2 separate regions of the Homo sapiens genome follow, and region 2 is linked to region 1. The links are chromatin loops, found by intact Hi-C in ENCODE. Cell type or tissue: mammary epithelial cell. All regions are shown on one strand. Each heading gives the region's core, and the rest is flanking DNA. Links, peaks and the distances in the headings are about the cores only. Region 1 holds the start of LINC02595 (long intergenic non-protein coding RNA 2595). Region 2 overlaps MIR222HG (miR222/221 cluster host gene).

Region 1 (16,127 bases), core at 5,525-13,524:
AGAACTGTTTATCATCCACATTGTCCTCATTTACCCAGCAACACATACTGTACTAACGTACTTTCCATTAGTGAATTTAATGAATTTAATTTTGGTTCAAAATGTTAATTAAAGTGTGCCTTTCATTCTTATAAGGATGAAACTTAAAAAACTCTTGGTTCTCAAGTGTTAGGTGAAATTACTAAAAGCAGAGTTGAAAAACAGGGTTAATCAATGTGAAATGTAGTATCATGAGCCTGGGATAGATATTGATAATGAATTATAATTAATTTTCCATCTCTTTTAAGAAAACAAAGGCTCAAAAATCACGGCTTCCATAACTTTGCCTATACTTAGGAGAAATTTTGGAAGAAAAACGTGTAAGAAGAAACAGAAAAGAAGTTTGCCTCAAAGAGAGAAACAAAGAAAAAGCTACCAGACCAGATATTCCCTCATCAGAAAATGAATGAGAATTTTATTATCTCTTGGCTTTAAAAAAAATTCTGTCCTTTGCCAGATCTGAAAATGCTGCCAACCTGGAAGAAAAAGAACCCATTTTTCTAAACAACCTCATTTAGTAATTTCCATGAAATTGACATTTTAGAACTATGACAAAAAGCCAAATTAAAACTCAGGGGTTCCTAATCCCTAAATTCTGAGTCCGTTTTAAGAAATACCTAAAATACACTTTAAAACGAACCAATTAATATAATTACCGTGGGTTTAAATAACACATACACACTGGATTTGTTTCTGTAAAACACAGCTGTTCTGTTATTTACATTTTGCTATTTTTTAAATTAGAAATATGGCTTTATATATTGTACATATATGTAAAGTAACTTTTTAAAAAGAGTGAATCTGTTGTCTTCTGCCATCATTACATTAAAAAAAAAAAAACCCAACCACCCTACAGCCAATTAACTTGGAAATCTTATATTCAAGCTTCTGAATATTACTGCGGTTGTAGCAAGGGAAGCAGCACATCCAGGTAGTTAATGTAGAAGAAACAGGGCACAGGCAGCAACTTGCATCCCCTGGCAATTCACATGGTAATTTCTTCGCTTCCACTCTCAGGCTCACTCCACCTTGCTTCACCAACCCCCCTCCCCCTAAGACACGAGGCACCCTCTGGGCCACGGAAGGTGCCATGCGGGGAGACGCCGGAAGAGCGGGGGCAGAGTGCACGGTTCCCACACCCTTAGCCGCGGGCGGCCGCCGCGGGCCCCAGGAGTGGGGAACCGGTTGGGAGAGCGGGGTTGGGGGCGGACCCCAGGGCCGCACCCCTGGTCCCCCCCATCCCCTTTCTACCGCCACAGACCCAAGAACCCGAAATCTGCGGCACGAGGCGCGGCGCCCGCAGCCCCCGGCTGGGCCCCGGCGGGGATGGGCGGGCAGGGGGCGGAGCGCAGCGCAGCGCGGGGCGGCGGGAAAGGGGCGGAGAGGATAGCTTGGGCTCTGGCGGGCCGCGGGACTGGCAGAACCTGCGGGCGAGGTGGGTGGCTCGCCAGCCGGGACGAAGGGAAATGAGGACCACCGCTCCGGGGCGCGAGTAGGCGCGTGGAGTCCGGGGGCTCAGCCGCCGCGCCTCTTCCTCCTGCAGCTGGAGACTGCAACAGCGGCGGGTGCACCGGCAGCAGCGACGACCCTGCGCGCAGGTGGGCACCCCCGAGCGCGGCGCTCTGCCCGCTCCCCCGGCCACCGCGGGCCGGACGCCCGCTCTTCCAGGCCACTGCGCTTGGGGGCGAGGGCTGGGTAGGTCCAGGGGCAGAAGGAAGGTGCACGGCCCCGTGGTGGGCGCGCTTCTGCGCGCGCGCTGTGGTAGGTGGGAAAGAGGTGCAGAAAAGCTGCCTCCCTTAGGGTTCACTCCCTCGGTTCCACTGTCCCCACCCCACCCCTTCTGAGGAGCTGGGCACACCGGTGGGGCTTTGGAAAACTGCGATCTCCTACCCGCCCCGCAGTATCGGTGGCGTGTGCAGGTTGCCCTTCTCTTCACAGTCCACACCCAGCAACCATCAGGACGCCCCCTGCTCCCGGCCCGAAGACTGTAGGGACCATGGGAGGAGAGAGTGGTGGCTGGACCGGTCGGGGCGTGTGCGCGGAAGGCTGGAGTTGCTTGAGTATTGTCTGCCGGGGCCGGCGCTTGCGTCAGGGTGCTCCCTCGCGCTTTCGGGGGTAGGGAATGGGTTTGCTGAACTTACTCTGAGGGCTGATTCTGCACATGCCCTTGGCGCCTTGTGCATGTTTGGACAAGGGTTTAATGGAGGCACGTGGGAGCAGTATCGATCTCTGGCGGGTCCCCAAAGACCCTCTTGGGATAGTCCAGAGCGTGTTCGGGGTTGAGAGCGAAAGGAGAGTGTTCCGTGTGAATGTGCGTCCTAGGGAGGAGGAGGACAGTGTCTCAAGGAGACTTGATTTTCTTTTATTTGCTGCAATTCCGTAAACCAAATCATGCTTTCGAGGCGTTAAAGTAAATTACTGGTAAGTGGGGCGGATCTCTGCTGGGGATAAAGAAGCTCCCGGGTTTGCGGGGTAGCGGGCCTGGCTGGCGTGCACGCTCGGTGGCTTTTGGCGCTGTCTCGCCTAGGTAGTGGGGGTGGAGGTGGTGGTGCTTGTGTCTTTGGCTTAAGGTGCTGGAGCCGGGCTTACTTGTCCTAGGTAGACTGTGGGACTTGGAGGAGGTAAAAAAGCTTCGCGGCGCGGTTATTCGCAATTAACTCCAGAAATCTCAGTGTGTGTCTGTCGGTCGGTCTCTCTCTGTCTCTTTCTCTCTCTCTCTCTCTCTGTCTCTGTCTCTCTCTCTCTCTCTCTCTCACACACACACACACACACACACACACACACACACACACTCGCACGTCTCATGGCTGCTTGGATTTGCCGATAGTTGTTCATGAATTTTTATTCCTGTTTGTTCATTTCCTGACTTTTTTTTTTTTTTTTTTTTGGAAAAAGGACCTACCTGTATTAAAATCCGTGGGGTTTCAGAAAGACCCTTCCGCAGTCATTCATATTCAAATCAAGGATAGGGCATTTTGATGAAAATACCCCACCAAACTGCTGTTTGGATTGGACAAAACTGTAGTTCAGGTTAGAATTACTGTTATTTTAAATAGACATCTTACAACCTTGTGGTAAAGTAACCTTAGCCTGAATCGCCCCTGATCTTTCTTTGTGTCAATTTACAGAATTCTGAATTACAGATGAACAAAGCGGTGAAGTTTTCTTTTAATTTTAAACGACAGGTCTTGAAATGGCTGTAAGTTGAGTTCTGCGACTCCATCTCTTTAATGATCGGCTCAGAGTGGTGTATAGTTGATGATCTGAGACTTACATATGTTTCAATTTCTAATCAAATAATTTATCATACCATTGGGGAGAAGGACGCCTTAGGAATTTTCAACACAGAGGAGAAAGAACATTTTTGTCTTTTGGAGCAAATGTTTTGCCACTTTTTCCCCAGATGTCCCCGTTAGATGCCTAGAAAAGATGCATTGTTGACGAATAATACATGATTTATTTCTCTTTTATGTCTACAGGTGGCAGTGTAGAAGCCAGACCGGGAGCTTCCAGAAGTGGTTTCTGAAAGAGTCAAATGTACATGAGTAAGCAAGCACAGGAATCTGAAAAACCACAGGTATGTAGGACAATTAATCCACCTATCTAGCTTTATAATTATTGCATTCCAGTAGTACTAACCCATTTGCTCTTATGTTCAATATTTTGACACTTATATAAATTTCTATGAAGTGAAATGTATTTTGAGGTAACCTCCGAGGAGAAGCAGGGTCTAATCTATTTCTGACAATGTATTTAAATAAAAATTCTGCATGTCATTATATTACATGACTTTTTACTGTTCTAAAAGAGTTGTTTTTCCATTGTGACCATGTGGCTTTGCATTTAACCAGTTGTTTGATATCTGCTTTTCAAAACACTTTTCCTGAAACTACATAAAACTGCCAATTGTTCTGAATAATTTCATTTGAGATAATGTTAACAGAGTCACCTGCATGAACCAATAACAATATCAGCTTAAAAATTTTTTTTATTTTTTGGCTGGGTGTGGTGGCTCACGCCTGTAATCCCAGCACTTTGGGAGGCCGAGGCGGGCGGATCACGAGGTCAGGAGATCGAGACCATCCTGGCTAACACGGTGAAACCCCGTCTCTACTAAAAATACAAAAAATTAGCCGGGCGTGGTGGCGGGCGCCTGTAGTCCCAGCTACTCGGGAGGCTGAGGCAGGAGAATGGCGTGAACCCGGGAGGTGGAGCTTGGAGTGAGCCAAGATCGCGCCACTGCACTCCAGCCTGGGTAACAGAGTGAGACTTCGTCTCAAAAAAAAAAAAAAATTTTTTTTTTTTTTTTTTTTTTTTTTTGGTGACAGGGTTTGGCTTTGTTACCCAGGTGGAGGGCAGTGGCAGGATCTCAGCTCACTACAACCTCCATCTCCTACATCCTACATCTCCTACATCTCCATCTCACTACAACCTCCCACAACACGCCGGGGTTGTTTTTGTATTTTTTGTAGAGACAGGGTTTTGCCATATTGTCCAGGCTGGTCTTTAACTCCTGGGCTCAAGCGATCTGCCTGCCCTGGCCTCCCACAGTGTTAGGACTACAGGCATGAGCCACTGCACCCAGCCAAGTATCAGCTTTTAATAAAACTGCATCTCACTGTTGAATTGACGTAACACCGATCAGAATACAGATGCATTAGGAGGCTTCTTTTAAACCAAGCCCTTCTGCTATTAACCTTCTGATGATTTTTCTCCTACTACCTTGCTGTTTTTACAGGCCCACTAATTTGCCTGCTTGACTAAAATAAGGACGAGTTATGTGCTGATGAGAGACATGTTTGTAATGTTATTCGTTGTGACACAGTTCAAAAGAATTTGCCTTTGATTCTCACTAAAATGTAAAGTTTTGCATATTAAGATCCTTTTTCAACAACTGAGCAACTCTTTATAATGAAGGGCAGAAGACGCCAAAGGGAAGAAAATATTTACCTTTGTGGGCTTTTACTTTCTTTCCTGGGAATGGTAGGCCATAGCTATTGGTATGTTTTTTTGTTGTTGTTGTTGTTGTTGTTGTTGTTTTTTGAGAAGGAGTCTCTGTCGCCCAGGCTGTAGTGTAGTGGCATGATCTCGACTCACTGCAACCTTCACCTCGGGTTCAAGCGATTCCCCTGCCCCAGCCTCCTGAGTGGCTGAGATTACAGGCACCCACCACCAGGCCCGGCTAATTTTTGTATTTTTAGTAGAGATGGGGTTTCACCATGTTGGTAAGGCTGGTCTCCAACTCCTGACCTCGGGTGATCCTCCCGCCTCGGTCTCCCAAAGCGCTGGGATTACAGGCATGAGCCAGCGCCTACCACCGCTATTGGTACTTTCACACGGATGCTAAAGTTATTGTGCTGGCCGTGTTAAGGGTCAGGCATCAAAATGGCCGCTCAAGAGAATGAAGCTTTCTCTTTGTGCAGATGCAACGGGTGGGATGGGGTGCACAATTATCACAGTGCTGGTTGTGGTGTTACCTCGACATTCTGCCTTACAGCTGAGGAGGGATTTGTTTCGTCCCTGCTAATGAAGGTGTTAAATAAACTTGGATGCTGTTATTGAAGCTTAAAAAATAAATGGAAGCTGGGTGCGATGGCTCAAGCCTGGAATCCCAGCACTTTGAGAGACCGAGATGGGAGGATTGCTTGAGCTCAGGAGTTCAAGACCAGCCTAGACAACATGGCAACACCCTGTCTCTACAAAAAATTACAAAAAGTAGCCAGGCGTGGTGATGTGCACCTGTAGCTATGTGTACCTGTAGTCCCACACAGTCGGGAGGCTGAGGTGGGAGCCTCCCTTGAGCCTGGCAGGTCAAGGCTGTGATGAGCCACGATCATGCCACTGCACTCCAGCCTGGGTGTGACAGTGAGATCCCTTCTTAAGAAAAAAAAAAAAAAGAAAAAAAAGAAATTGAACACTTACCAGTAGAAAGCAAACAGGGAGCTCAGACTCAGAAAGTGTAGATTGCACTAAATACTGAAGGGTTCTCACTTTAAAGACTCCATGGATAAGGAGTGGCTTCAGGAAAGCTCTTGAACATTTAGGAACATGTAAGTTTGCACTGCATGAGACTTAGATTCATTATCTGACTCAGGAAATTGGGATGTAACTAATTATCCCTCAAAATATCTAACAGGAATGGAGTCTCCTCAGTCAAAAAGAAAAAGAACAAGGTTGATATTTTATTCCTTTTTTGAATTATAGTATATTTGTTGTAGAGCCATTAGGTGCTTTAGAGATATTTGACTTTTGACATATAACATACATAATAAAGTGTGTAAAAGGTACTGGTCTAAAGTGTACTGCTCAAGGAGAATCACTTGAACCCAGGAGGCTGAGGTTGCAGTGAGCCGAGATCGTGCCGCTGCACTCCAACCTGGGTGACAGAATGAGACCCTGTCTCCAAAAAGATAAATAAATAAATAAATAAATAAATAAATAAAGTGTACTCCTCAGTGAAACTTTGCATGCGTGTATACCATGTGACCATCACCTGAGTCAAGATGTAGATTTCCAGCACTCCAGAGGATTTCCTCTTGCCCCTTCTGTTCAGAATTCATCGTACCTCCAACATGAAGGTAACCACATTGTGATTTTTAAAAAACTCCATCCACTAGTTTTGTCTTGTAAGTTCCGTATAAATAGTGTCATATAGTGGGAACTCTTGTGTGTGTCTTTCATTCACACATATAGACAGGCACTAGAATTTCATAGGCATAACATAAAGTCTATGAGATTCATCCACAAGGTTGTGCATATCAGTAGTTCTAATCTCTTGCTGAGAATCATTCCATTGTATGCATATATCACAGTTTGTTTCTCCATTTTCCTGTTGGCTCTTTGGATTGTTTTCAGTTTGGGGCTAATACGAATAAAGCAGCCATGAACATTCTTGCTTATGTCTTTTGGTGCACATGCCCAATCATGTCTCTGAACATATGCTCAGGAGAGGAATTGTAGGGTCATAGGTAGGCACATATTTAGCTTTAGTAGATATTGCCAAACAGTTTCCCAAAGGGGTTGTACCAACTTAAATTTCCCCAGTAGTGTATGAGTGTTACCCAGTTAGTGGCTCTACATTTTAATGAACACTTGGTGTTATCTGTCTTTTAAATTTTAGCTACTTTGCTGGGTGTACAGTGGTATCTTTGTGGGTTTTTAAAAACGTATTTTATTGTAATTGTGGGAAAATATGTATATTTAGAATTTACCATCTTAACCTTTTTTTTTTTTTGAGACAGAGTGCTGCAGTGTGGTGGTGCGATCTTGGCTCACTACAGCCTCTGCCTCCTGGGTTCAAGCAATTCTCCTACCTCAGCCACCTAAGTAGCTGAAATTACAGACGGGCACCACCATGCCTGGCTAATTTTTTGTATTTTTAGTAGAGATGAGGTCTCACTATGTTGGCCAGGCTGATGCTGAACTCCTGACCTCAGGTGATCCACCTGCCTCAGCCCACCAAAGTGCTGGGATTACAGGCGTGAGCCACTGCACCCGGCCAACTGTTTTTGAGTGTACGGTTAGTAGCATTAAGTACATTCAACTTGTTATCTAACCTTCACCACCACTCATCTCCAGAACTCTTCATTTTGCAAAACTGAAACTGTACCCATTAAACAGTAATTACCCAAGTCCCACTTCCTTAGCTACTGGCAACCACCATTCTACCTTCTGTGTCCGTGGATTTGACTATACACCTCATATAAGCTAGATCATGTAGCGTTTGCCTTTTGTGACTGGCTTATTTAACTTAGATAATGTCCTCAAGTTTTAGCCATGTTATAGCATGTATTAGAATTTAGCAGTTTCAAGGAGAAATAATATTCTATTGTATGTATATGCCACATTTTGTTAATCCATTCATTTGTCAATGGACACTTGGGTCTTCACCTTTTGGCTATTTGTGAATAATGCTGCTCTGAACCATTATTGTACAGATAACCTCTTCAAGTCCTTGCTTTCAGTTCTTTTGGGCATATACCCAGAAGTGGAATTGCTGGATCATATGGTAATTCTATTTTTATTTTTATTTAAAAAGCTTCTAAAGATAGGGTCAGCCGGGCACGTGGCTCACACCTGTAATCCCAGCATTTTGGGAGGCCTAGGAGGGCGGATCACCTGAGGTCAGGAGTTCGAGACCAGCCTGACCAACATGGTGAAACCCCATCTTTACTAAGAATAGAAAAATTAGTCAGGTGTGGTGGTGGGTGCCTGTAATCCCAGCTACTAGAGAGGCTGAGGCAGGAAAATCACTTGAACCCAGGAGGCGGAGGTTGCAGTGAGCCAAGATCCTGCCACTGCACTCCAGCCTAGGTGACAGGGCCAGACTCCGTCTCTCAAAAAATAAATAAATAAATAAAGATAGGGTTCCACTCTGTTGCCCAGGCTGGCGTGTAGTGGTATGATCATAGCTCACTGTAGCCTCAAACTCCTGGCCTCAAGTGATCCTCCTTCCTCAGCCTCCCAAGTAGCTGGGACTACAGGCATGTGACACCATGCCTAGGCAATTAATTTTTTTTTCTTGCTGTATTGCGCAGGCTGATCTCAAATGCCTAGCCTCAAGTGATTCTTCTGCCTCAGTCTTCTGAGTAGCTGGGAATACAGGCACAAGCCATTTTACATTCCAGCCAGCAGTGTATAAGGGTTTCAGTTTCTCCACATCCTCAACAACACTTTTTATTTTCTGTTTCTTTGATAGTAGCCATCCTGATGGATGTGAGGTGGTCCTTGTGGTTTTAATTTATATTTCCCGGTGAGTAATGATGTTGAGTACTATTTCATATACTTAATGGCACTGGGATATATCCTTTTGTGAAGTGCCTTTTCAAATCTTTTGCCCATTTTTGAGTTGGGTTGTTTTTTGGTTGGTTGGTTTTTCTTGTAAAAGTTCTTTTATATCCTGCATATGAGTCCTTTGCCAAATACATATGTTACAAATATTTTCTCCCAGTCTGGTTTGCCTTTTCACTGTCTAAATGGAATCTTTTGATAACTTGGAAGTCTAGTGATCAATTTTTGCCTTTTAAAATGGCTATTGTTTTTTGTGTTCTGTTTATGAAATTTTTGCCTACTTTGGGGTTATTTTTTAAAAACCTTGTTTTTAGTAACTGAAAACATATGGAGACAATCTGTTTGGAAGATATAGTAAATTAACTATAAGCATATTTCAAATATGTGCCTTGAGTGTGGAAGTTGGTGATATACACCTTTTCTGCAGCAGGTGGCAGAAAAGGGATTTGAAGCAAGTATGTTTATATGTTTATATGGGCATAGATGCTATTACTCAAGTGGCCTCCACTCGGGGCCCCTCTAGATTGGGAAGAACCATAGGGAAGAGCTCAGTGATAACTCTTCTGTAGGAAAGAATGTGGCAAAATATATGGGTATCTATACTTTCTCTATTTGTAATCCATGCTTGCCAAATGATTCTCCCCCTCCCCTCTTCTATCCCCAAGGACAGTCACTGCTGTTCAGTGCTGCAGCTTTCCTTAGCACCTCAAGATCCTGCCATTCATTAGCTTTTTCTCTTCATCTTTTTCTTGAAAGGTCTGCATTTTCTGTCACTTTGATGTCTTGAAATGTCCCCTCCCACTGCCCCATGTTCTTCAGACCCTTCAGACCCCTCAACCCCCACATCTTTATAGCCTGTTCCCACTACTATCCCTCAACTCAGGCTGCAGGTATGTATTTGTTAATTGCCTCCTGGACATCTCCCTCTGGATGTCCCACAGGTGCCTTTCATATGAAACATGTGTTGTTCCTCTCCAGTCTGCTTGTCTGCTTTCCCACCCTAATTAATATATTTACCATTCCTCTAGGATTCTGAAGTAGAATTCTTGGCACTGTTCCGGATTCTCCTGCATGACTTTTATCACCCTCACAGCTCATACTTAGTTGGTCATCAAAGCTGCTGAGTCTTTCTCCTTTCTCTGAAACATCTTTCATAGACATCCCCTCTTCCCCATATTCACTACCTTGTGGTTCTGGTTCTTTAATCCCCCTTTAGGATTGTAGTAATAACCTCCCATCTGATCTCCCTGATTCTACTCTTGCCTCTAATCCATCTTCCACTTGTCATCAGCTTTCTTTTCCTAAAACACAGATTTAATCATGCTGTTTTTTACTTAAAAACGATTTGTAGCTCTCCACTGCCTACAAGAGGCATTCAAATCCCTAAGCATGATTTACAATGTGAGACTCTTCATTATTTGCCTTCAATCTGTTTTCTCTGCTCTATCATCTGCCATTTCCTCCCCACACTCCATCTGTCCTAAACTATTTTCCATTCCTAGAACATTCCTTGAGTTCTTTCCTGCATCTATGCTTTTCACATGCTGTTTCTTCTATTTCTGATGTTCATGCCTGTCTACCTGGCAAGTTACTAGTTTTCCTTTAAAAGCCAGCTGAAAAGTGGCCTCTTTGAGCCTTCCTTTTCTTTAAGTAGATCTTGTTATTCATCTCTCATTTAGTGTGGTTGGAGGAAGTGATTCATAATTGCAGGCAGTAATGCATATTAATTATTATACCCCCAGCAACTACTGGGGCACTACTTGAAAACAAATGATATTTAATAAATGTTCATGGAATGAATGAACTCATGGAGAACCCATCTGTGCTCAGATTTTGTTGCTTAACAGCTCATCACAATATCGGTCTACTTAGTGGTTTTAAACAACCACCATTTATTTAGTTCTTGATTCTGTGGGTTGGCAATTTGGGCAGGACTCAGCTGGATGGTTCTTTCAATCTGGGCAGGTCTTCTGACCTTGGCCACCTTCACTTGTGTCTGTGATCTGCTGTGTGAGTTGGAGGCTGTCTCTTCTAGGATGGCCTCAGCTCCTCTCTGCTCGACATTGTGGTCTTTAATCTGTAACCAGGCTAGCCTGAGCTTGTTCACACTATGGCTGGCCAGGTTCTAATTGAGAGTGCAGAGGCAACCAAGGCCTCTTGAGGCCTAGACTTGCAACTGGCACAAGATTATTTCCTCTGAATTTGTTAGCCAAGGCAAGTCACTTTAAAGCCAGCCCTGATTCAGGAGGTGAGGAAGTAGGTTCTATCTCTTGATGGAAGGAGCTATTTATATAATCACATTGCAAGGAACATGGATAGAGAGAAGAGAATAATTGAAGCCTTTTTGCAAGCAATCTACTACACTTATTTGGGAGCAGGAATGGAGATTAGAGCAGGTTGGGCCAAGGAGGTTTATTCCACTTAGATCAGCAGCGGGGTGCACAGTTGTGGCCCTCACTCATGGGTTTAATTGCACCTAACATGAGCCCAAGATGGTTCTGTGGTTCCTAGCATCCTCTTTTGGCCCTCCTCTCAAATCCTCAGCCCCTCTCCCCGCTTTTTTTTTTTTTTAATCTGAAGCATATCTAAGACAGCCCCAGTTTCCTTTTGGCATTGGTAATTTGGGCTGGCCTAGTGGAAATACCACTGGTGGTGCTATGGGATGAGGAAGGAGCTCTTCAGTATTGGAAAAGGGAACAACACCTTTCCTCTTCATCCTGGAAGCTGCTGTATATAGCCTTGGAAATTGGGGGCTTTCTCATTGTGAAGCACCCTCAAGTATTTGCCATTGATTTGTCTCTATCCTCCGATTTAAAAGGCATTTTCTAGGAGAGGAGAGTGTCAGGAAACAAAAAGAGATCTGATAGATTGGGACTGTTCATCTATGTTCTTCCTCGCCATGTGTGAAAATTTAAGATATTCTCCTACTGAGAAACAGTAGTCCTTTACCCAATTATAATGTCTGTGTGCTTTCCCAGCTGTTACAAACTCTTCAGAGTGGAAACATGAATTTAAACGTCTCTGATACACCACCCATGAAAGGAACCTTTTTTGAGGACTAGACTACATTAGGAAAAAGTATAGTTACAGTATACAACGCAGGAACTCAGTTGAAATATGCTAAAACATGTATGAAGAGATCCTAGTTTTCAAGAGGTAGTATAATAACCATGAATAAGTTCTAGCTTTTCCAGAACTTGGCTTCAGTGTACATCTGAATGTTTTAGTAGAGTTGTTAGAAGCAGTTAAAAAAAAAAGCAGATGTAAATTTCACCTCATTCATGCCCATTTCTACTAATCCTAGAGATAGAGCCGTACTGTGAAGTGACCAAAATGCATAAAAGAATGGGAGGCACTTACAGGGTCTTAAGACCCCTCATGACCGCTAAGTGAACTCTCATTGCCTCTTGCCAGTCCTAGATTGGCTGCTGACACAGTTGGAGGCATGAAAAATCCACAACCTGAGTAATCCTCTGCTGAAATAACAGCTGTGCCATTTGTGGGTGAAAATAGAATTTTTTTCCTGCCCCTCTGGAATTTTAATTTATCTTTTCCAAATTTTTTATTATGGCATGCTCATGCTTTTCATTTTATTCAACAGAAGATTGAGTTTTTATCTCACCATGCCTTGTGTGTAGATCATTTCCTTATTGGATTCTGTGTAGTGTTTGTTGTTTACTTAATGACAACATAAACTCAGATAGTAGTCATAGTTAAATATTTTTAGAGGACCACAACAATTTGAGTTACGAAATCAATATTTTTATCAATTAAAAATGTATCAAATCAAGGTATTTTAACAGACTAAAATAAGACACTAATTTTTGTTTTTCCAAAAGAGTTAGCTTTGGCTGGGCGCAGTGGCCCAAGCCTATAATTCCAGCACTTTGGGAGGCCAAGATGGGTGGATTACGAGGTCAGGAGTTCAAGACCAGCCTGGCCAACATGGTGAAACCCCGTCTGTACTAAAAATACAAAAATTAGCCGGGTGTAGTAGCGGGCTCCTGTGGTCCCAGCTACTCAGGAGGCTGAGGCAGGAGAATTGCTTGAACCTGGGAGGAGGAGGTTGCAGTGAGCTGAGATCACGCCACTGCACTCCAGCCTGCGGACAGAGCAAGACTCCGTCTCAGGGAAGGAAAAAAAAAAAAAGAGCTTGATGTCATAAGCAACCATAAAACATTTTATATACTATACTGCCAACATGATGCATAATGTGAATTGTAAGTTACATTTACTGATGTATAAATACATGGTCTGGGTCGGGTACGGTGGCTCACACCTGTAATCCCAGCACTTTGGGAGGCTGACTGAGACAGGTGGATCATGAGGTCAGGAGATCGAGACCATCTTGGCTAACACAGTGAAACCCCATCTCTACTAAAAAGTAAAAAAATTAGCCGGGCGTGGTGGTGGGCACCTGTAGTCCCAGCTACTCGGGAGGCTGAAGCAGGAGAATGGTGTGAACCTGGGAGGTGGAGCTTGCAGTGAGCCAAGATCGTGCCACTGCACTCCAGCTTGGGCAACACAGCGAGACTCCATCTCAAAAACAAAAACAAAAACAAACAAAAAAACATGGTCTATATGTACTATACTATGTCTCTGTTGTGGGGAGTGGGGTGGGAGAGAGAGAGAAAGACAGAGAGAGAGAGAAAGCGAACAAACCCACACATCCTCCTGTGAAAGGTTAAAATACCGGCAAAAGCTATATGAAAAGCATAAGTAAATGTAGATCTTATATTTGTTAAAACAGCCATGTAGGACAATGATTAAATTCAATGAGGGAAGGGATTATTAGCTAACAAGTATATTTACATTGAAGGAAGGCTGTGACAGAGAAACAACTAATACATTCAAGGTGGTAGTTTTACAAGCCCTAGGTGCCACACTGAGTGATGTTAATGGACCTAGTCTACTGTTGGCTTTTATTTTTATTTTTTTATTTTATATATTTTTATTTTTTATTTTTTTTTTTGAGATAGGGTCTCACTCTGTCACCCGGGCTGGAGTGCAGTGCCGGGATCTCGGCTCACAGCAACCTCTGCTTCCCAGGTTCCAGGGATTCTCCTGCCTCAGCCTCCCAAGTAGCTGGGACTACAGGCGTGTACCACCACGCCCAGCTAATTTCTTTTTGTGTTTTTCTTTTTAGTAGAGATAGGGTTTCGCCATGTTGGCCAGGCTGGTCTCAAACTCCTGACCTCAGGTGATCCACCCGCCTTGGTCTCCCAAAGTGTTGGGATTACAGGTGTGAGCCACCACGTCCGGCCTATATTTTTTATATTTTTGAGACGGAGTCTCACTGTGTTACCTGGGCTGGAGTGCGGTGGTGCTATCTCGGCTTGCTGCAACCTCCGCCTCCTGGGTTCAAGTGATTCTCCTCCCTGCCACCACACCTGGCTAATTTTTGTATTTTTAGTAGAGACGGGGTTTTACCATGTTGGCCAGCCTGGTCTTGAACTCCTGACCTCAAATGATATGCTCACCTCAGCCTCCCAAACAGCTGGGAATACAGGTGTGAGCCACTGCGCCCAGCCTGTTGGCTTTTAAAAGAGATTTTAGAATGTGCACATTTAAGATGGACTAGATGGTAATCAATTACTCTCCAATCATTTGAATACTAATCCTTACATTGGAAAATATTTAGGATGAATTATATGTTTTATAAAAATATTCTGTTTTTTTCCTGATTAATGATGTAATCAAAATTTTCTTACTGTCATGGCATTGTCAGTATGGTGGATTTCTGGATGTAGGCTTGGGCACAGAGGTCAACATCTATGGTTGCAGAAGCATCTTTGCTTATCCAGTAGCGCAGCTGTGCATGCAGGTATTTGACCAGGAAAATATAATGGGGAAAGACAATAGAGTCTTAATGAATTTCTTAAAGAGGAAGGGGTGTGGCCGTCTCAGCTAATCCCAATGCTTCAGATTTGTACACGATTGAAAGAACAGATGATATTTTTCCTTAGAACAGCTGAGGAAAGTAAAATGCCATGCGCACTGATTGAACACCTTGTGCCCTGTTGACAAACCATGCATAGGATCATCTGTTGTTCTTTCTTTACCTCCCGGGAGGGCAATGTGGGATCTCTTCCTTTAGTCACCAATATATATGATAATACTATGCATTTTCTTTTCTTTTTTTTGAGATGGAGTCTCGCTCTGTTACCTAGGCTGGAGTGCAGTGGTGTGATCTCAGCTCACCACAACCTTCGCCTCCTGGGCTGGGTTCAAGCGATTCTCCTGCCTCAGCCTCCCAAATAGCTGGGACTACGGGTGCACGCCACCATGCCCGGCTAATTTTTGTATTTTTAGTAGAGACGGGGTTTCCCTATATTGACCAGGCTGGTCTTGAGCTCCTGACCTCATGATCTGCCCACCTTGGCTTCCCAAAGTGCTGGGATTACAGGTGTGAGCCACCGGGCCCGGCCAATACTATGCATTTTCTTATCCATGTTATGAGGAAGGCCTCGAGACTCAGACATAATCTGATTGCTGGGATTTAAGTGACAGTCGCTGCTGGCTTTTAAATGGAAATTTTAGAACGTACACATTTCAAATGCCACAACCTTTCTTGCTTCTTTGACATGTGGTCCTGCTCTGCCTGTGCTGGTGAACATCAGGTACAGTCATAGTGTATGTGTGTGTGTGTGTGTGTGTGTGTGTGTGTGTGTGTGTGTGTAGCAAGGTGAGGAGGGGAGCGGTTCTTCCCAGTGATTGTAACAGATTTTTCCTACCTATGTGGTCATAGTGAATGAGTACCTAGTGTTCTGTATTTTTTATCACTATTGGTGATTTTCCATCACTATCAGTGAAAAAATATATATTTATATATTCATAAAAATAACAATATTTCACCAAGAGCTTTGACCCTGAATTGATGTGACCTTGGACTTGCCTGATGCTGGAATCAGATGGCTGAACTAGAAGTGAGGAGGCTGCTGTTCTATCCCCAGTTAGCTTCTAAGTAGCTATGATGTCTGGGCACATCCTTTTTATTGGTCTGGACTTAGGTATTGTCATCTTTAACATGAGAGTTGGACTGTTTTTTGTTTTCTGTTTTTTTTAATTTTTTTTAAAGAGACAGAGTCTCACCTGTTGCCCAGGCTGGAGTGCAGTGGCGCCATCTCTGCTCACTGCAACCTCCGCCCCCCGGGGTTCAAGCGATTCTCCTGTCTCAGCCTCCCGAGTAGCTGGGATTACAGGCGGCTGCCACCGCACCCAGCTAATTTTTTGTATTTTTAGTAGAGACAGGGTTTCACCATCTTGGCCAGGCTGGTCTTGAACTCCTGACCTAGTGA
Region 2 (16,127 bases), core at 4,525-12,524, 84 kb after region 1:
AAGGGGGAGTTTTAATCATTAGTGAAACAAGTGGCTGTTTGTTAGAACCCAGATAAGCCTCATAGTGTTGTTCCTATGACAACTGAGTAGTTGGGTGTTGAAATGTAGCTTTAAGTTCTTGGTTTGGAAATGTCATTCAGACCTCCCACTATAGTCTCATTGAGTAGGAGGATAATGAGAAGGGGAAAAACCATGAAGCAACATAAGTATCTCCGTTCGTTTCATGTCTTCCTGACTTGTCTTTGTGTACAGGATCGCCATGGGAGTGGTAAACATAGGTCTTGAACAAAGCAATACTTCAATTAAAAAAATACATGGAAAGGGTCAGAAAAGTTGGGGAAGATAAATAACAACACATGGGGGCAATAAAGAGGCAAGAGAAATAGGCTTCCATGGGTTTCTGCAAATCCTTTATCCAGTGCTGACCAGCAGTGAGAACATCTTGAACCAGTTATTGTATAGCTCTTCAAGAGCTGTGAATTTCCTTAAAATGCAATGTGGAGAAAATTCCTTTGGTAGCAGGATGGTTTACCACTTTGGCATAACGTTTATTCATCTCCCCCAGGCAGACTACAGAGGATACTGTGTTCTTTTAAGGCACATGTTTTTAAACCAGTTGTTCATTTGTCATTTAATAGCTTTTGTCTTTTTTCTATGGGAAAGACAAGGTTGTACTATTAAAATAGTGATAAAATTTAAGTATTTTATTCTATATTCAAAAAGTGCTTTTGAAAAGTACTTAGAAAAAGATTGTTTGAGACCTGTTGTTTGTGGAAATGTCTGTCAATGGAGAATCTATGGAGCACTGTATTTGAGGAGAGGGATTGTTCAGACTAATATTTGGCATAGCTTAATTATGCAGTTGTTGATTTTCCATGTCTGAAGGTCTTCCTATTTCCTACTCCTAAATAGTTTTAACTATTTATTTGGTTGCTAGAACCTCCTGAAGTTAGAAAGAAAAAGATTTCAGTGGGGTTAGTCTCTTAATAAATATATGCCCACCATCTCTTCTGTAATCCAAAAAGCTCTGAAAATCAAAAGATTTTCATGTAACAAATTTGGCAGCAAATCCTGACCTGAACTGATGTGAAGCTAATGATAGTCTTTGTTTAGCTCGCTCAGAATGAATCTTTGTATGTTTTACTGTAGAAGTATTAATGTGTTTGATCACGGAGTATTGTTCCAGACTCCCCTAGAGGTTTATATACTATATTGAATAGTCAACCTATTACCTTTATAAAATAATAATAATAATCAATCTGAGTGTCAGGTAAGCATTTGTGGACCCATAATTACTGACATACATTGAGTTCATATTATATGCCGGGTACCATTCTAAATGAATCACTGGCATCTAAGAACAGTGTCTGGCACATAGTAGGTACTTAGTAGACACGTTTTGGTAGGAACTGCTTTACACTTATTAAATTCTTTAACTCACAAAAACAGTATACAGGAAGTAGCGGAGCCAAGATTTGAAAGCAGACAGTCTAGCTCCAATCTGCTCTTAATGATTCTGATGCAGGTACAAGAGAGGACTGGAGATGTGGCACTGGACTTCTTAACTGAGTCAGAGGGGGTGTTTGAGTGATTTACTTTATTCATAGTCACCCTATACCTCCTACGATCAAGAGCTGGTGGTATCACCACTATGGTCATTAGCCGGGGCTGTGGTTGAATGCTTATAACAGGTTCTCCTGGGTGGGAGTGTAGGAATTCCAGGGGTCTGAACTCTCCTCACAGGCTTCCCAAGGTGATCTCCATCAGTAAATCAGCCCGACTTTTTCATCTTGAAAAATTAAGACATAGGAAATAACTCTTTCCTTAACCCTAAGGAAGTTTCCTTGAACAGTGGGAAAAACGTTTTTGTAGACATTCCTTAGACCCCTTACCCAGCAGGAGGTGTGGAATCAATAAAGAGGGCATGGGTCACCTCCAAGGTTGTGAGCTCCCTGGCTTGGGAACTACACTGGGACACAGCAGAGCCTCTTGGCAGAAATCAGGCAGCCCATGGAGCTTCAGCTGCATGACTCTTTGAATTCACAAAAGGATACCTTTAACAGTACTTCTCAAAAAATGTATATAAGGCATGTCTCAAGTCCCTATATGTTTCTAGGGATAAAAAAATTCATTTCAAACTGATGGCAACCTCCCCATTCTATTCCCCAGCTTTCTATCCTTCTTCCTGCTTAATTTTTCTTCTTAGCACTTGCCTCTGTCTGACATATTGTATGTCTTACTTATTTATTCATTTGACATTTTAATTAGACACTAGCAGTATTGTTTTCTTTGAATACATTTAAAGGTCCTAGATTTATTTCTTTTTGATGCTCATCTTCTAACTCATTCCCTCCTATCAATCTCAGACTGCTGTAAATAAATGATTTTTTGCCTTTTTTTTTTTTTTTTACTATTAGTTATCATATTTATTTTTCTTAAACAAGCTGTACTGGTTATACAGTCTGAATTTGGAGAATAGACGTCTTCATTCAGGAGGGGAAATTGAGCCAAGTTTGAATATAATCATTGGGTAACAAATCCAGAAGATTAAGTTACTAAGGAGAACATGCAAAGTAAACACTTGCATTTTATGAACTACCTTCAATTTAAATAGACAACTGGGTAACTGTATATGACATGTTTTGGGAGTAAGACCTGTTAAACCTACCTACTTCCTACTGTTTTCATTTGAAAAATAAATCAATTATTAAACAGTTATTCTACACATTAAAGACTGTAAGTGATTTAACCTTGAATATTTCCTGACTCAAGTTCTTAAAATCCTCAACTCTAACCTCTTGTTTTTCAACCCCATATTTATTCTAGTTTATTCTTTCCAACATATTTAGGGCAATCTAAAACATAAAGTAAAAAAACCCCCACATATATTATTAACTATAAACAATGTGGTTATGTAAATGCATCATTTTAGTTGATCTTTTTTCTTTAGCCTAGTTCTTTTTTTCTTTTCTTTTCTCTCTCTTTTTTTTTTTTTTTTTTTTTTTTTTGAGACAGAGTCTTGCACTGTCACCCGGCCTGGAGTGCAATGGTGTGACCTTGGCTCACTGAAACCTCCACCTCCTGGGTTCACGTGATTCTCCTGCCTCAGCCTCCCGAGTAGCTGGGATTACAGGCACACACTGCCACGCCCGGCTAATTTTTTTTTATTTTTTATTTATTTATTTTTTATTTTTAGTAGAGACGGGGTTTCACTATGTTGGCCAGGCTGGTCTTGAACTCCTGACCTTGTGATCTGCCCGCCTCAGCCTCCCAAAGTGCTAGGATTACAGGTGTGAGCCACCGCGCCTGGCCTAGACTAATTCTTAAAGGAACAGATTAGATACATACAAAAGTTGAATTTAGTATGCTTTTGTAAGTTAATATAATGATTGGGACATTTTGTTTTCTTAGCTATGCTTTATAACAAAATAGTTCTAGTTACTTTCTTTTAAATGGTTACTAAAGTAATAACTTGCTTTTTAAAAACATAGTATAACTATTTAAGGTAGACTATGAAGAGTAGGCTGAGGTTTCATTTTAAATTATCTCCTCTTTCTGCCATGGAAGAGTTTAATTCCCCTGATGTGCTTATGGTATTGAAAGCCCATTGTTGGTGTTGGTATTGAAAGAAAGCTTAGTTTTTCTGCGTTTCCTAAAAGGAGAGGGAAGAAAGATTTTTAAAAGTGAAAATCCATTGATTTTTTTTTTTCTTGATTAGGATTTGTATAATATATCTGAAGTGAGACTAGAGTTCTTAAAGTTGAGAGAAACAGTAAATATGTACACGCCCGGCAAAACTTTGCAGGGAACATTCAGAGTTCGGATTACCTGAAAAAAATCTTGAAAGCTTCAGACATTTTCCAGAGAGTGTTAGTGCGTGAAAGTGGTACCCATGACCCCAAGAGGGTGTCCATTCACAGCCTCCATTGAAGTAGTTTACTCCCTAAGAGGCCCAGGCTTTGGAAATAAGTAGATTTGTGCTTTAAGCTCCCTTTGCCCCTTGCTAGCTGAGTAAGCTACTCCGCTATTTCCCTGAGCCCCAGAGTGTAGAGCATCAGAAGTAGTGCACAGGTTTGTTGTGTGAGATAACACATGTAAAGCACATGCTGTGGGACCTGGAGTAATGGTGCTTAACACACTTGCATTCCCTTCCAAAATCCCTTTAGGAACAGACTTCTTCAGTTTAGTCCTAAAGCCTGTAGATCCATGCTAAGTGATATGACTTTTTTTCACATCAGATTAAGCAAAACACTGATGATGGTGACTGTCGCTTATTGTGCAGTTACCATGTTCTGGACAGGCACTGTTGTAAGGGCTCTACCTGCATCGACCCATTTTTCCTCATGACAAACTATTGGTGCAATTATCATGCCCATTTCATAGATGAACACACAGAGGCACAGAGAGGTAAAGGAACTTACTTAGGGCCACTCATCTGTCATGGAACCAGAATCTAAATCCAAATAGGCTGTTGCCAGTACAGATGGTAAGTACATGTACTTCTGGCAGGAAAGCAGAATAAAAGTTGACTGAACCTGAAAGTCTCGGAAATGGTCTTCTCATTTCTATTCTGTAAAGTGTCACGTCTTCTAGGCCTACCTCTGTCAATATTGAAATACAAAATTAACTTTTTCTGCTTTTTATTTCACAAATCAACGGGAACAGTCTTAGTCATTTGTGTTTTATGAGTTTTAATTAGGCCACTGCAGTCCAGGAGGGGAATTCCTTGTTTTCAGTTGATCTCATATACTAACAAGTTTAATCATGTAACTTCCCCTATTTTTTTCTCTAATGTTTTCACTTGAAAGTGGGGGTGGGAGGGAGAAGTATGTTAGCATTTGAGTCCTAGGGATGCACTTACATCAACCTTTCTGGAAATTCCTTCTTGCTGGTATAGAACTAATCCATAGAAAAATGAAATGTGTAAGAATCTGTATTTACTAATATTTTTCTTCTTTATCTCCATCTAGTTCTGGATATTTTCTGGAGGATGGGGTAAAACTTCTAGATAAAGAAGTACAGGAAGCCATCTATGTGCATAAAACCTTATGTTTGGGTGTGGACTTAATTTTCAGAATATGGGAAAGGGGTTTCACATTGAGAATTTCCTCTTTCTGATGTAGATTGAGAATTTTGACTTAGAAGATGAGGGCATGTTATCCTAGCCCGTGGGTTCAGAGTGCTTGGAAGTCTCTTTAAAAAAAAAAAAAAATCCCCTGGCCTTGGACTGAGCCTGCTCTTGGAGGATTTATTAATCATGCCGGCCTTCATTCTTTCCTTTGTTTGTTCATTCCTTCATTTGTCCATACTCTCGCATAAGTCATTCAACATCTACCTGCAAATAGGTGAAAGAAAGGATGGGAGTGAGAGTCCATCAGGGGACGGGAGAGGAGAAGCAATAAACTCACTCTATGTTCCTTTCACCTCACTGACTGCATCTTGTATCTGATTGTTTGTCCCTTTGGAGACAACGTATATTTCACAGACAGACACTCACAACACTCATGAAGGTCTTTAAGCATCTTCCTTTGGGAGCTGCATTTCTTTTTTTAAAGTGAGAGGAGAAAATGCTTGTGAGGGAAAAACAGTGCAGAGAAATGGTTTTTCTTTCTTTCTTTTTAATGTTGGCGGAAGAAGGGTTCATAGTAGGGAACGTATCAGTAAATATAATCTAAGAGCACTCATGCTTTCAAATAATTTCCTTGTTTAAAGATATTAAGTGCAGTAGCGTTTACAATTAATGATCACAACCAGTTACAGATTGCTTTGTTCTTTCTCTACTCCTGCTGCTTCACCTGCCTACGCTTATAATAAAAGAACATTAAGAGACAACAAAGGCCATCACAAAGATGTCTTCAAAAATAATTTTAAAATAGAATTTTAATTAATTTAAAGGTAAGAAGTGTTGCCATGCCCTCAATCAAATTTATTATGACTTTTTGAAAATATCTCTAAGTAAATATATAGAAAATGAGGAATGAACATAGGGGAGGGCTTTTGGAATTTATACTACTATTCTTTCAAAAAATATTACTCGTCTCCATGTTGCAGTTAGGAATACGCTTCCTTAAGACAGAGTCATTATCTTTACTTGTTATTTAAATCTTGATATCACCTCCTATAGTTTTTGAAAGACATCACTCTTCAAGTTGTCTTCAATGGCACAAACTATACCTGTGCATTTTCTGAAACAAGTTTGACCATACCAGCAAAGGCAATGAAAATGCTTTGTCTTTCAGCATGAAATGTGAAGTCTACATTATTAGTGGGTATATATGGCCCAAGGGAAGAAAATGTTGAAGTAGATTTAAAAACAAAAACAAAATCACTCACACTCTAAAAGAATGTCTCAGTATTTCAAGGCTCTTCTCTCTCTCTGTGTTAAAACCAATAAGGAGGCCTCAGGACAAGTTAGGTTGATAATGACAGTGAATATCTACCTTTCTCCCCATTCCGTTTGACATCCATACTCCAAAAGACCTTCCCTTATTTGCTATGCATGGGTAGCAGGGAGATTATAGAGAAACTGTTCTTTTTCCTGCTTTCTTTTTTTACTGCTGGGGGAGTGATCACTTTCCTACAGCTCTTGTCCACCTGGCCCTTGAGGCGTTTGGAGTTTTGGTAAGGTGTTAACAAAAATTGTCTCAGGTGCCAACTAAATTTCATAAGCTTATAGCAGCACAACAGACTAAGACACCACATGGGAAATGTACATTTTACAAAAATATATTATACATCTACCATGTCTACCATGTGCCTTAGAGAGTTCTGGGTCTGGTAATACAGCAGTGAATAAAGTCCCCGCTCACATGGAGCGGGTAGGCTGATGGTGATGGAACTCATAAGTATACGGCAGGTGTTAGTAAACACTGCGGAGAAAAATAAAGCTGTGTCAGAGAGAGAGTACCTGGGGATCAGGGGTAGAGCGACGTTAACCAGGGCTAATAGGAAGGCCTCTTTGATGTTATTAGGCCAGTGAGGAATCAGCTGTGGGAGTGTCTGGAGGAAGAGGATTCCAGGCAGAGAAAATAAAAAAGTAACTGCAGTAGAGACGGGAGCAGGCTTTGTGTGTCCAAGAGACACATCATGGCAGATCAGGTAGGACTCTGTTGGCCACAGTAAGAAGCTGTTTGGAAGGTAGGAAATGATAACTAGAGAGAGTGAAGATGGTATTCTGAGAGTCTATGTGATTTATTGTAGGGATCCCGGAGAGTCGAGCCCCTTGTGCCTCATAACTGGAGTGTTTACAAGCCGTGTAAGGCCTTCTTGCAGTAAAATGCTACTTTTGTAATTTAAATTATTATGCTATGAAAACCTTAGCAAAGATAGATAAAGTTGAACTATTTGAAGCACAATTACAGCTAAAAAGCGCAAAGTGGGCAATTCTTCCTATCACATCTACTCCTCAGAGAGATGTGGGGTACCTGAATGTCTAACTGTGGAATGTTTTGATTTGATTTAAATTTGCCAAAAACTCATCTTCCATAAGGCATATCTTTGCTGATTTTTGCACTCAGTAACAAGCAGTTTAGAATTTTGAACTGAAGGGATTTTAAATCCATGTTTAAAGTGCTTTCATTTTAAAATAATTCTTAGTTTTATGTTCAGTCAGATGATAAGCTCCTTTTTAAAATTCTGTATGAAAACTTACTGTTTGGTACAGGTTAAGAAGTCTTGTTATACAGTACTTATTTTATTGGAGGTACAAAGAGAGTGTGGAAAAATAAAGGCAATTGGCCAGGTGGGAAGGGTAAAATTGTTTTATGTACCTTTTCTCTTGTAAAGTTGTGTTAAAAACATTTTTGTAATTTCTTAAAGGTAGAGTTGATTGCCATAATTTGATTGCAGCCCCCTGTCATTACTTCACTATTATACTCGGATACTAAATGCCCCTTACTAAATCTAAGGAAATGGGCAAGTTCTGTCATCTGGGAGTTTACATGTTAAGAGACATTGCACGGGTGAGAACAGACATAAAATGTATATGTAATTATATCGACAACATACAGGGCTTAGAAAGGGGCTTGATAGCCTTTTATAGGTGTCGTCCAGGTTTATCTTACTTGAAATACTGCCTGAGACTCTATACCTAATTCTTATCACATAGCCTTTCTATTAGTCAATGATAGATTTGGGTTGGGTTAACCCTCATATTCTTTTAGCAAGGGACCCACCTGCAGAAAAGAGTTATTATTGGTTTTGTCATTTATAGTTTAGTTCAACAAGACCGGATTTCCTCACCGCCTTTGGCTGAAACTGACTGACTAAATCAGTTTCACTTGTGGGGTAGAGAAATGAGTAATTTGGGAACATAGAGTGTTGTGTGGAGGAGAGCTTAGTTTGCTCCTCTTCATCCTCCCCTTAGGTAAGAAGTCTGCATTGAGAGAGGGAGAAAGATTTGGGACATCATGGGGAAACTGACCCCCTTGGGTGAGACACATTGGGAATTAAGAGAAAGATGTAAAAATGGACCAGGAGAGGATGTACAGAAGCCCCAGGGGAGCCAGAGAATTTCTGGTCCTAAGCTCAAGTGTCAGCCTCAGTTCTGCCTAGCATCTTGGACATGCTGTCCCTGCTGGCTTATCTCCTGTAAGACAAGGGGCATACTCCTGACTTACTGAGCATCCCATCTCAGAGGAGCTGGGAGTACAAGGAATTCAGGAATGGACTTTCAAGACAACATCTAACCCGAGTCTTCTGCAGACATTTCTCTACTGAATCTACTTTCTAAGTGTAGATTAGTGTCTAAGAGATAGACATTAAGTTTCTTTTTCTACCAGCCTCTGACCCCCTTGCTTTGAGGAAAACACATGTGTTGTCCACGAAGTGGTGAGTTCTGTTTGGTCCTTCCTCTAAGATTGGTCCGGGGCTTGAGCCGTTTTGCCCCATGTGCTCTGGGATTTCCCCCGGTTGTCCCCCCATATAAGTAGACAACTTGCTGTCTGTGTTCTAAGACCTTCATATTTTTCCCTTTGACTTGAGTCTGTTCTGGAACAATTGTGTGGTGGCTGGGCACTGCAAAATGAGTCAGTTCCTGCAGTTTGGTTACAAGTTCTCAAAAAGTATTTCAGAATGTGGATGTGGTCAGCAGAGTCATTTTCCAGACATCTAAAAGGAAACCCACATCAACTGTAACAATTGAGCTACGAACCGATGGCTCTACACAACCGAATGGGGCCTGCTTTTCCTCAAAGCCTGTAGGTGCCCTCAAATCTAGCATTCTCTATGGATCGGAAAGGAGAATTCATCTTCATGCTTGTAGATCACATTTTATCTGTTACTGTTGACATAAAAAAATGCGATAGAGGTTTTGGCCTTCATCACCTTTTGAATGTGGGCACAAATTTGACATAAGAAATAATTAGTAAAATGGAATCTATGGGATTAGAGTATAATTAGTGCAAAGTGTGAAATGTGGCTTAGGGATAGATGCTTGGGTAATTGAACTAATGCACGAAGGAGAGGTTAAGATGGTTTGGGTACCGATAGAGTACATCGAAATATGCTTATTTGGTTTACTAATAGTCTGAACCTGTGCAGACTTAGCAGCAATACTGATAAAATATCATTAAATCCTTTTCAAGCTTTAAAAGAAGTTCAGATTTGTCATAACATTTGGAGAATATTTTCGCTCCACACAAGTTTTGGAAAATAATCTTTGTGAATTTTTTTATCCTCTTGGGTATCATGAATTGTAAAATTTTGTTGCAGTTCTCAGTTACCAGTCTTGCTCCACTCATTAAAACTGATGGCATTTTCAATAATAAGAAAACAAAATTTAAAAATGGGTAAACGATTTGAACAGACACTTCACCACAGAAGATACGCAAATGGCAGATAAGCACAAGAAAAAATCTTTTCAATGTCATTAGTGAAACACAAGTCAAAACCACAGTGAGGTACTGCTACACACCTATCTGAATGGCTAAAATTTAAGAAGCCAGCCATGCCAACTGTTGGTAAGGATGTGTAGGATTTAGAACTCTCATGTAAAATGATACAAACATGTCAAACATACACCTATCATATGATTCAGCTGTTTCACTCCCAGAGAAAAGAAAGCATGTGCTCACCTGAAGACTCGTACGTGAATATGCATAGTAGTTTTATTAGTAATAGCTAAAAGCTGGAAACAATCCTAATGTCTATCAACAGGTAAATGGATAAACAAATTGTGGTGTATCTGTATGATGGATACTACTCAATAATAAGAAGGAATGAACTATTGATACCTTCAATAACATGGATGACCCTAACCCATGAGAGTCATATCATATGATTCCATGTATACAGAATTCTGGAAAATGTGAAAGCAGATCAGTGGTTACCTGGGGTAGGGGAGATGGGGGTGGCAAGAAAGGGGTTACAAAAAGGCCCGAGAAAACTTCCGGGCTGGTGGATAATTTCTGTCTTGTGTTGATGGTTTCATGGGTGTATATATGTCAAAACTTATCAAATTATACAATTTGAATATGTGCAGTTTATCGTATGTCAGTTATTCCTTAATTCTTAAAAAAAACTTAAAATAAGAAATCATTGTTATAGTAGATGGAAGGCTTTAAAATGCCCTTATTTGGCAAAATCAGCATTTCTTGGGGGGAGGGGGGAACCTGATAGAGTTTTAATGGTTTGAGGACAGAAATACGACCTTCTAGTACAGATGAGAAACCAAAGTTAAACAGTGAACATAATAAATGGGATCTCTTTAGTCCCTTTTGTTTACAAAGCATTTGAACAAGTGGTTCAGGAAGTATCTTTTCCAGCATGGTGGTTCCAGCTGCCTGCCCGACTTCTAAGCATTAGCACTTAAACAAACTTACTGTAGCAGTCTACCGTGCAATGTGGCTAAGACATCCAAAGTTGCTGTGTTCAGATTGCAAAGATAAGACATGAAAATCCCCACTTTCAGATTCTATCATTGTTGGAGAAATAAATCTCTCATATTTACACAGTGCATGAAAATTTATGTATTTCCAGCTGTATTGAGGTATAATTGACAAATAAATTGTATATATTCACAGTGTGCAATATGATGTTTTGGTATATGTATACATTGTGAAAGGATTACCACAATCAAGCTAATTAGCGTATGTATCACCTCACATAGTTATCTTTTGTGGTGAGAACGTTTTAAGATTTTTCTCTCTTAGCAAATTTCAGGTATATGATGTAGAATTATTAACTATAAAGTATTTTCATAAACCTCATCCTGTGAAATCCTTTCAATGGTCCTATTACAGGTAGGATCAGTATTATCCTCGTTTGCTTTGGCAGCAAACTGAGACCCAGAGAAGCCAAGCTACTTGGCCAGGAATACAGAGCCCCCATCTTCTTGCTCAGAAATCACCATTCTAACTACTACACTTTGCTTCTTCCTCAAACTATTGTCATTGAGTGTTTGGCTAAGACTCTTCACTCACCAATTTGTCAGGTAGTTATTAGAGTTCCTTTTTAAAAATATGAGATGTTCAAGATGATAATTCCCTCTAATCCTCTGTTTCCCCGTTTCTAAATGGGTAATAACACAGCCACCAGCTTCCCAAGTTTGTGACCCTTACACGTGGAAGAGTCATGAAAAGTGGGCAACTCTGTGTACCCAGTGGGTGTTGATGTTACTGTGTGACTGCCCTCTTTGTTCCTGGGTTACTGATCACACAGTACTGAGTGGCTTTGCAAACCCAACAGGGAGACATAGCAGTTTAGTTAACATTAGTTGCCCTATAGCTTCCTTCAGAATTGGAAAGTTGCACAATAAGAAATCCTATGTACTGGATTATTTTAAATTCTTCTTTAAAGGACACTAAACCATCATTAGTTGGGTCCCAGAGACTCACCAAACAGAGCTTAGAGGCAGATACCATTGAGGTTTACTTAGCTAACAAGATTGACCCATGTCTGGCATCCTCCTTTTCTCCTTGGTTGTGTTGCCTGTACATCTCTCCTCCTTATTCTTCATCATTTTCGATGGCCTTCTCTCTTCACTAGCCCTCTAACACACTTTAGAAAATGTTTTGTTTTTTTTTTAAATAACTATTTGATGTATTGGCAAAATGAGCAGTTTTCCTGAGAGTTCTCTGTCTGTCCCGACTGGCACTTCTTTTTTTTTTTTTTTTTTTTCTTTTTTCATATATTGATTTCTTTTAAATTAAATTAAATTTTTTAAAATTTCTGTTGGTTTTGGGGGAACAGGTGGTGTTTGGTTACATGAGTAAGTTTTTCAGTGGTGATTTGTGAGATTTGGGTGTACCCATCACCCGAGCAGTATACACTGTACCCAATTTTTAGTTTTTTTTTTTTTTGAGACAAGTCTCACTCTGTCACCCAGGCAGGAGTGCAGGGGTGCAATCTCGGCTCACTGCAAGCTCCGCCTCCCGGGTTCATGCCATTCTCCTGCCTCAGCCTCCTGAGTAGCTGGGACTACAGGCACCCGCCACCACACTCGGCTAATTTTTTGTATTTTTAGTAGAGACGGGGTTTCACCGTGTTAACCAGGATGGTCTCGAGCTCCTGACCTTGTGATCCGCCCACCTTGTCCTCCCAAAGTGCTGGGATTACAGGCGTGAGCCACCACGCGCAGCCCCAATTTGTAGTATTTTATCCCTCACCCGCCTCCCACCCTTTCCCCGAAGTCTCCAAAGTCCATTGTATCATTCTGGCACCTCTAAAACCAGACATGATTTGTTTTCTTGACTTCGGCTTGAGAGTTCCAATTTCTAACTCTAATGGACTTTAATCTTAGAAAATCAGGGGATATAATCATATGGTAGTGCAAAGAGTATCAAATTTTGTCTAAGGATGACAATCAAAGGGAGCCCTATTTTTTTGTTTTGTTTTTCATCAAATCCTCGAATTTATTCCATCCCTAATTCCGTGGTCCTTCATGGCATTCATAGGGGCAGCTGTGAAGAAAAGTGGTAATGTACCTGACGACTCTCTCCTGTCGGTGTCAGGGTTGCATTTACTATTACTGATCCCAGTAATAGGATGAGTTTGATCTCTCAGCATGAAAAGAATGACCATATTAGGGATTTGTTTGTTCTCCAGACTACAGAAAGTTTGATAACCAGAGTAGGACTTACTGGAGAGATAATGTCAGAATGAATAGAGACTGTCTGTGAGAAATTTGAACGGGCTCAGTGCTGTTACCTACTAGCTAGAAATGGGAAGCAAGGGGATGAATGTGAGGTTGGGGGCATTGAGTCAAGAAGAAGATCAGGCAATTCTGGAGCTAGGTAAATTGGGATCATTCCTGGCTTGTCACATCTACGTGGGACATTTAGACTATCCACGGGCTGGATACCTTAGGAAAGTTCCTTCTGGCTCTGGGACTCACTGCTCTTTCAGCATTGCCAATTTACATCTAGTGTGTTCTTGTTAGAAGTGGAAGGCTCCTCTTCATTTTTGAGCTCCTTGCGCCCTGTCATTTTCTCTGTATGAGAGGGTTTTGCTATTCCTTTTTGAGTGAAAACGACTCCCATAGCATATTGCCATTCACACTCCACCAGGTCTCCCCTTCACACACACACACACACACACACACACACACACACACACACACACCATTCTCTTGTCCTCCCTGAGCCAGTCCTTTCAAGGTTATATCATCCTTTAGTGCCAAGTACCTCCCCTGACCTCTTTCTTCACTCATAGAAAGAGGAACCAGATTTCCCCTGTGTGACTGCCATCAATACAAACAGCAGTTTTGTTTCTGTTATTTCCCCTTTCAACCTAGTGATAAAGTTTGCTGCTGCTGCTCTCCCCACCCCGCACAGGAAGAAAGACTTCCTTCCTTCATCTCTTGACTTTGCCCAGGCCTATGAATAATCTTCGCTTTGTCATGGACTCCGGATGCTCACCTTTTCTAACATTTTTTTTAAACCTCCAAGAGTTACTCCTCAGCCTCCTTCCCTTCCCCACCTTCTGGTTTTCCCTACCTGGTAAACTTCTTATTCTACCTAGTTAATAATAGTGGGCGCCCATGAAGCTCTTGCCTCATTGATGAGTATCTGGGCATTGGGCTTCCCTATGTCCATTTTCTCTTCTGGTGTATTGACTGACGTCTCTCTCCCTGGCTCTTTTCTCACTTGCGGTGGTGCTCCCTCTTCAATATCCTGCTTCCTTTTTACATTCCAGACTGTCATGTTGTAGACCATCTCCAATTGTAAGCTGAGTGCTTGATATTTTGCCATTTTCCTCTTTGTTAGTGTTTTGAATCCTAATTTTTAATCTGATTTTTAATTATATTGATGTTGTTTTTCTAGATACTTATATTTTGCTCTATAGAACTGTCCATACGTTGTCAAAAAACCTTCCACTGTCAGCACAAATACAGTCCAGCATCAACCAATAAGGAGAGAAGAAGGGGTAGAAGGATGCTGTTGTGCTATTATCAAGGCTTTGCATGGTCCTTGGGGTGTACCGAGTTATTTCCTCCAAAACAGTTGAGGTTTCCTTACAACCTGTTGAAGAACTGATCACACGTCCACTGTGTGGCAGCCACTCTGGGAGCAAATACTGGACTTGTAGGTTAGGTCTTTATACTGTAGTCTTTCTTCGTAGTTTGAAAATATCTATTTCCCCTCTTTCCCTTCGTTTAACACATTTTAGAACATTCTTTCTTTAAAAATCTTAATTAGCGTTTCCATTTTCTCTTTGTTACACAAGTAGAATCCATGTTTTCATCCTGTTCCTCTTTGCTGAAGTGTGTGTGTGTGTGTGTGTGTGTGTGTGTGTGTGTGTGTTTTGTACCTGATAGGTCATCAAATAGCATCTGCGGGAAATACATTTAGCCCTTCATCATTTAAAAATCATTTTTATTAGTCTTTCCGAATCTTCACACTTCTTCTGCTAACTATCTTCCTTTCTCTTCCATTGTGGTGTGAGCTATTTATATAAGCCACTTAATTTTAAAAGTCCACATACTGTCATAGAACTCATAATAATTGATACCTAATGTGGTTGAGCTTCTGATAACCATCATAAGCAAAAGAAACTGTATATATGGATGTTCTCTTTCTGGTCTTCCCTCATTACCTGTTCATTTGTCTTAGTTTTATCATTTTACTGGAGTAGATTTTATTTCCCTGAGGACCCTTCTGTGCTACAAACCTGTGATGGTACACAAACACACTCTAAGACAGTGCTTTCACTAGTCCATACTTCTGTTAAAAGGAACATACACTCTTTTACAAATAGCATGATCTTATAAGCACCCACAAATCTTACAGAAAGCTACCATAAAACTAAGAGAGAAAGCAAGAAATGTTTAAAGGATGAAGAAATACAAGAGTTTCCCTGAATGGAGATAGTCTTCCACTGTGTGTGTGTGTGTGTTTGTGTTTGTTGTTTTTTGAAATGTATCAGTATAGGTGTCAGGCATTTTACTGTCTATTCACTCACATTTCTTTATTTGACAAATATTTACTAAAAGGTGACTATGATCTAGTGTACTATGCTGGTACCTGGGGAATCTCAAAATTATGGGACTGATTCTTACCCTCAAAGAGCACATATTCTCACAGGGAGACACATTTCTAAACAAATTGAAGAGCAATGTGTCTTGTGTTTCTGGCTGAGACCACAGACTCAGTGATCTGGGAACCAGCCCCCAGTAGTATGCAGCTAACTTTCCAGAGGAATCCAGGAAGGTCCCTTAGCATCCTATAAGAGAGCTGGGCCTTGCAGGGAGGGAAGTGCTTGTCAGGCAGTGTTCAGAAGCCGAATTTTGCTCCTCCATCAGTCCATCTGAGGAGAGGGAAACTTGATGGGAAGATTCAAGGAAGACGACACAAAGAATTTTGTACCATAAGAACATTGTATGACAAAAGAAGTTCTGTACAGTGCCAAAAGCAGAGGCTTGGTAGAGATCTGATTATAAATGAAGGTTGCAATGGTAGACATGTGCGATGTTGATGCCTTTAGAAAATAGCACAAGGCTTAAAAATGAGACCAAATCCACAGAAAGGCCTCGGTAATAGTATAGAGTAGTAATGGGTTAATTGTCACTAAATAAGTCTCTAAGTCATGAATTCTTGAGAGAACTGACTGGTTTTTCTGCTATTCACAAGCTCAGAGAAGTTACTTTATTTTGACGTCCTTCTTTTGTTTTTACTTATCATTGATGGAAT

The links. Hi-C counts contacts between places; a loop is a spot of excess contacts. Peaks named below come from ENCODE experiments on the same cell type or tissue, not always from the same donor. Only the 100,000 strongest peaks of a DNase experiment are listed, where the experiment ranks them.
Region 2: a loop joins it to region 1, with 2.9 times the contacts of the local background. A loop is called at or near these places in 7 of 110 quality-filtered maps.

Annotation. Positions count from the first base shown.
Region 1 is chrX:45,836,864-45,852,990 of GRCh38, reverse strand. It overlaps LINC02595 (long intergenic non-protein coding RNA 2595), which reads left to right and starts at 1,501. Exons shown (of 3, transcript NR_125365.1): 1 at 1,501-1,637; 2 at 3,519-3,616; 3 at 4,778-4,917. In mammary epithelial cell, for the core only: a CTCF peak has its summit at 9,255 (motif pointing right); no DNase peak of the experiment used is centred there.
Region 2 is chrX:45,751,399-45,767,525 of GRCh38, reverse strand. It overlaps MIR222HG (miR222/221 cluster host gene), which reads left to right. Exons shown (of 2, transcript NR_170290.1): 2 at 1-16,127. Among named protein-coding and RNA genes, the nearest start is that of MIR222HG, 11 kb to the left of the region's middle. In mammary epithelial cell, for the core only: no CTCF peak of the experiment used is centred there; DNase peaks (open chromatin) are centred at 4,715, 8,275 and 9,055; H3K27ac peaks cover 7,253 bases.